Linked DNA regions of Homo sapiens: region 1 is linked to region 2. Evidence: read pairs that join two places in POLR2A ChIA-PET (ENCODE). Cell type or tissue: GM12878. All regions are shown on one strand. Links, peaks and the distances in the headings refer to the core of each region. The heading gives the core; the rest is flanking DNA.

Region 1 (2,908 bases), core at 304-2,803, 420 kb after region 2:
AGATCTGGCATTCTTGCAGCCCAAAGCTTCCCAGCTGACAAGCTGGCAACACAGGGCAGATTGTACCATCTCAAGCCAAGTGAGGGGCTTTAAAAGAATCCACTGGAGGCTGGCTGCAGGGGCTCGTGCCTGTAATCCCAGCACTTTAGGAGGCTGAGGCGAGTGGATCACCTGAGGTCAGGAGTTCGAGACCAGCCTAACCAACATGATGCAACCCCATCTCTACTAAAAATACAAAATCAGCTGTGCATGGTGGCACACGCCTGTAATCCCAGCTACTTGGAAGGCTGAGGCAGGAGAATCACTTGAACCCGGGAGGTAGAGGTTGCAGTGAGCCAAGATCACGCCATTGCACTCCAGCCTGGGCTACAGAGCGAGACTCCATCTCAAAAAATAAAAATAAATTTAAAAATTAAAAAATAAGGAATCCCTTGGAGAGATAGACACGAAGGACTCGGGACTGAAGCCACACCCAAAGAATCTATAGCCTGGAGGCCATGGCTGGAACTCACCCTGCTTGGCAAATACAGGAAGAGACATGACGGTGGTGGAAAGGGCCTGCACTTCCAGAGCCTGGTGGGACAAGGATGGATGTGCATCTCCCAGAGGCCAGAGATGGGCTCGCTGAAAGGAGCTGGGCCAGGTCTCCTTGAGAGAGACTCTGCCCAGGAGAACTTGCTGCAAGTAAAGCAGGGGAATGAACCAGAAAGCAGGGACCCTGCATTGGTGATCAATTGGGCAGCAGGAGGTGTCATCCAGTTCCCTGGAGTTCCCACTTAAAATTACAACAGAGCAGGTCAACCAAAGCCCTTCCTGCCCCTCACCTCTCTTCCCCTGCCCACTCTAGTCCTGCAGAGACCAAAAGAACAGGTGGCGAAGGAGACCAGAGGTTGAGAGTCAGAAAAGCGATCAGACCACTCCCCACAGTTCCTGGACTAAGACAGGCCCCAGCTGAAGCAGGGTAGAGGGCGTTAGTAGGATAAAATATTGAATATTAGAAGAGATAAGACTTTTTTTAATTATTAAAAGGAGTCTGTTCTTATAACTAAAAGGTCCTGGAAAAACTGTGGGCCATCCCCAGATTTTAACCAGGTCTAGTGAGCACTGTTGTGCCCACATCCCGGGCATTCAACCTACGCAGGAAGGCCTTGTATTGCCAATACCCGAGCCTCTGCCCAACAGCTTTTATCTGGCCAGGGAGGGTGCTCAACGCTTGAGCAAGGCAAACAGGAAGTGCTGGAGTGGTCAAGTGCCTGGAAGTAGTCTTCAACCAAGGAGGGACAGGAAGTCATTGGGTAAGTACCACAGCTTCCTGCCCCTCAGTCGGGATAATGCTGTGACCTCTGGTCTGAAAACTCACTCTTTAATGGCCCATTCCCTTTCCTATCTTACTTCCTCACTATTTATACCCAGTTCACGTCTCAGGGTCTGTTTCCAGGGACACCCAAACCAAGACAGCAGAAATAGACAAGATGATGTCAAACAGCAGGTTTGAGTGGGCAGGAGGGCAGGGGACACGGGAGCGGGGGTGGGATGTTTCCTGTCACTTGTCTATCCAATAAACCAATCACTCAATTATTTTACTCATAATCAAGTTTCCTGCCTAAAACCTGGGGACAAGAGGCAGTGGGAGTTTTTCATTCTCTTCTGCATGTTCACCACATCTTGAAACTGAAGCTAAATACAGTTAGATACTCATCACATGGCTCTTCTGACTTCTTCCTGCCTCTTGAACTTTCCGTTTCCTCCCATGGTGCCTTTAAGAGTGGGGCAAAGTGCATACAGGGCTCGAGCTCACATGAAGTGAGCTTATAGAGCTGGGGTACTTTGGCTGATCTACGTCAGGGTAGCTAGTTTCCAATAGCCCAAGGGCCTTACTTTGTTTTTTCCTTTTTTAAAAATTAAAGTGTAATCTACCTACAGTAAAATTCAGTCTTTTTTCTTTTTTTTTTTCTTTTTTGAGACAGGGTCTCACTCTGTCACCAAGGCCAGAGTGCAGTGACACCATCCTGGCTCACTGCAGCCTTGACCTCCCTGGGCTCAGGTGATCCTCCCACCTCAGGCTCCCGAGTAGCTGGGACCACAGGAGCTCACCACCACACCCAGCTAATTTTTGTATTTTTAGCAGAGACAGAGTTTCACCATCGTGGCCAGGCTGGTCTCTAACTCCTAGCCTCAAGTGATCTGCCCACCTCGGCCTCCCAAAGTGGCGGGATTACAGGCATGAGCCATGGTGCCCTTGCGCCCTACCCTTTCTGATAGTTTCTCAAGTGCAGGAGTAGGGTGAGGCAAGAGAAGAGGAGAGTGAATGCCTCCTCACAATTTTGTGTCTTAGATACCTCTCTTGCCTCATTCCAGTCCCAGCCCTGGTTGTTCTACATAATACTTCCTTAAAATTTTTTATTTCTGGAGCATGCATGGTGGCTCACACCTATAATCCCAGCACTTTGGGAGGCGGGCAGATTTCTTGAGCCTAGGAGTTCAAAACCAGCCTGGGCAACACAGAGACCTTGTCTCTACAAAAAAATCTTAAAAATTAGCCAGGTATGGTGGCACACGCCTATAATCCCAGCTACTCAGGAGGCTGAGGTGGGAGGATCACTTGAGCCCCAGAAGTTGAGGCTGTAATGAGCCACGATTGCACGACTCCAAAAAAAAAAAAAAAATCATTTCTGGCTGGCACAATGGTGCACACCTGTAATCTGAGCTATTCAAGAGGCTGAGGCAGGAAGATTGCTTGAAGCCAAGAGTTCAAGACTGCAGTGTTCTATGACTGTGCCTGTAAAGAGCTATTGTACTCCAGCCTGGGCGATACAGCAAGACCCTGTCTCTAAAATTTGAAAGAAAGACTGGCCAGGTGCAGTGGCTCACTCCTGTAATCCCAGCACTTTGGGAGGCCGAGGCAGGC
Region 2 (2,904 bases), core at 405-2,904:
GAAGAGAAATCTTCCAGGTAGAATGAAAGCATTGATTTACCTTTGGGGATTATGACCTACTTGGCCTAAATCTGGATGGGGGAACAGAGCCAGGAGGCAGGCCGGAGCCTTCTGACTCCACTGGTCACGTGGCAGTAAAGGAAGACATTGGGAACCAGAGATGGTCTGATGGTCCTACATATGCCTGGCCCAGGAATCCCTTACCCAGGAGAGGTTCTGTAGTGAGCATAGGGAAAAACAAGATAGTGGGAAATAGAACTGAAATTTCAGGCTATCCTTACCTGGGCTAATGCATGGTGTTGCAAAGTAGGGCTTTCTAGTAGTAGCAGCAGTACCCCTGAAGTACCAATCTTACCACCAGTCAGCTGAGGAACACCAATGGCCTTGTGCTTATAAGCAAAAGAAGCTGGCACATTTTCAAAAATGTCCAGTTCATTGGTGTCCTGGGTCTGCCTACTGCCTAAGGGCAGAGAGAAGAGAGAGAGGGGATGCTGGAGCAGGCGGTATAGTCTGTACCAGGCCTTGTTGGAGCCCCATGGAGACTGGGAGGAGAGGACAGCTGTGTCTAACAGAAGCCCAGCATACTTTTCCTTCTTGTTTTAAAGAGGGAGGGAGAGGGAGGGAGAGAGAGGGAGAGGGAGGGAGAGGGAGGGAGAGAGAGGGAGAGAGAGGGAGACAGAGGAGAGAGAGGACAGAGAGAGAGAGAGAGAGGAGAGAGAGAGAGATACTGGAAAAGGTGTCCTCATCAGTGTTCTAGAGTTTGTCTCAACCAGATTGGTGTTTGTTCCTTTGGTAGAAAGAAAGCAGAAGTGTGGAAGGGGTAGAAATTTCTTGCACTCTGTATTTTGCAAACTTATGTATGCAAATTTCCTTGCATATGTGTAATGAACCAGAAAAAGTAGGATTCAGGAGCACATGTTTTGGAAAAATACTGCTTTGCCTCTGGCTTTTCAATCCTCACTACTGTTCTGTCACTGGCCCTGGATTCTACCCATACCCTGGCTCTCATCAGCCCCCTGTCTTTGACCCATTTTTCTGCCTGGATTTCTAGTCCTGTGGTTATATTTTTTATATTTGCCCTTTGCTTCCATTTGTTTATCACTCGACTTTATGCTGATATAGTGTGTTTTTGTAAATTGTTTCAAATCCTTTACAGAATGAGGGCTGGGTATAAATGAAAAATTGTGTGCAAACATAAATGTAATACAGCTATCCTCCTGTATCATATTGTCCTTGAAGGTCTAGATAATCTCAGCTCCAAACCCTTTCCCCATCCAGTGAGAAGGCTGTCACTCTCCTCAAGATTTCAGTGAAATGGTTGAAGCTCATTTTTTTCCCAGTCACCCCTGGCTGCTGTTGTAAAGTGCCCACATATTTGAGAAAACTTAGAATTGCACCTCATTTCTCTGCCCAACCTCAGCACTTGCCTTTGGCTGGAGGAGTTGAGAGAGTTGTCTTTTACCTCTGTCTGCTTTCATGGAGTGCTAAGAGCATCTCCCCCACTTTCTAATGCATGCTATTTCAGTTCTCCCTGGCCCCATGTCCAAACACTGGGCCTAAGCCATCCAGCCCAGGCTCACTAAGGTGCATGGCCAGCCCTGGAGCCTGACTGAAGATTTGAAATGTCTGGTCTTCACTTGTCCTTCTCAGCCACCTCAGCAAGGGGTGGGGACAAATACAGAGTTTACTTCCTCCTCATGATGCCACCTTACCTCAAAACAACTTTGATCTGCTTGAGTTGAATGACTTTTCCACCCTCTTTCCTTGGCAGGAACAAGTGACCCTGTCTTCCGTGGCCTCGTGGGGCTGGCTCTGCTCCTCCTCCCTTGACTGAGAGACGTCATGGAGATTGGGTGGAGGGAGGACTGTAGAGTTGGTGCACCCACGTCAGCTAGTTAGGCAATTTCACTTTTCTTTTCCTCTTTGACTGAGCACCGAGGGGCAGTTGGCAGCTTCACCTCAGAGCTGCAGGAAGGAACGGGGCAGTGAAAATCGAATCGGGTGTGATCCTAGGCCAAGCTCATGGCCCAGCAGGGCCAGCAGGGGCAGATGGCAAGTGGAGACAGCAATCTCAACTTCAGGTGGGTCATCGTCTCCTTTCCCGTCTGTCCTTCATCTCTGGTAGGGTTCCCTTTCATACTTGTTATTTAATGTCTACCCAGCTTCACTCTACAGGTATACAATAGAATTCAGTTACAAATAAATAACGAGGCAATCAGATTTTTTAAATTGCAGGGATTGGCTGTTGGAGAAACTCAAGGATGCCGTGACTCACATCATCTTCCTATTCTCTTACATCTGCAAATGGCTGGACTGGAGCTGTTTGAACATCATGCCTGTTCTGAGGCTTTGTGTAGGATTGGATGATTCCCCGTGACCTCTGAACCCTCTCTTCTCCCCCAGGCCTCCTTTATCCCCACTCCAAAAGACAACTCTGTCTAAAAAGGATCTTTTTAGAAGAATTAAAATCCAAACGCCTGTCTGTTGTCACACTTTCCAGGCTGTGTAGTTGGGGACCGGTTCTGCTCTGAGCCCATCTATGTGGCTCTTAGCCCTAGAATCACTTCAGGATCTCTGAATACTTGGTAGGAGGAAGTGAAAGCAGATGAGACCCAACAAAAAAGGCAAGCAGGTAGAGAGTGAGTGCTGCTTCTGCTTTTTTTATTCTTCTGTTCTGGTATTTTTTACATATCTGGTCAGAGAAGCCTGGAAATCATCTTTAAAAAATGTAAGACAATGAGACCAGTCTGACCAACGTGGAGAAACCCTGTCTTTACTAAAAATACAAAATTAGCTGGGTGTCATGGTGTATGCCTGTAATTCCAGCTACTCAGGAGGCTGAGGCAGGATAATCGCTTGAACCAGGGAGGCAGAGGTTTTGGCGAGCCAAGATCACACCATTAC

The links. Peaks named below come from ENCODE experiments on the same cell type or tissue, not always from the same donor. Only the 100,000 strongest peaks of a DNase experiment are listed, where the experiment ranks them.
Region 1: POLR2A ChIA-PET joins it to region 2 with 11 read pairs; 2 of 35 experiments call an interaction of 5 or more read pairs at or near these places.

What each region holds. Positions count from the first base shown.
Region 1 is chr2:230,642,432-230,645,339 of GRCh38, forward strand. No RefSeq gene overlaps it. Among named protein-coding and RNA genes, the nearest start is that of LINC01907, 57 kb to the right of the region's middle. RefSeq lists an enhancer at 2,032-2,201. In GM12878, for the core only: no CTCF peak of the experiment used is centred there; a DNase peak (open chromatin) is centred at 1,759; H3K27ac peaks cover 1,499 bases.
Region 2 is chr2:230,223,823-230,226,726 of GRCh38, forward strand. It overlaps SP140 (SP140 nuclear body protein), which reads left to right and starts at 1,914. Exons shown (of 27, transcript NM_007237.5): 1 at 1,914-2,081. The coding sequence starts at 2,023. It also overlaps a transcript of SP110 not described here. RefSeq lists enhancers at 1,794-2,003, 2,234-2,283, 2,354-2,433, 2,454-2,503. In GM12878, for the core only: no CTCF peak of the experiment used is centred there; DNase peaks (open chromatin) are centred at 1,899, 2,333 and 2,639; H3K4me3 peaks cover 2,039 bases; H3K27ac peaks cover 2,279 bases.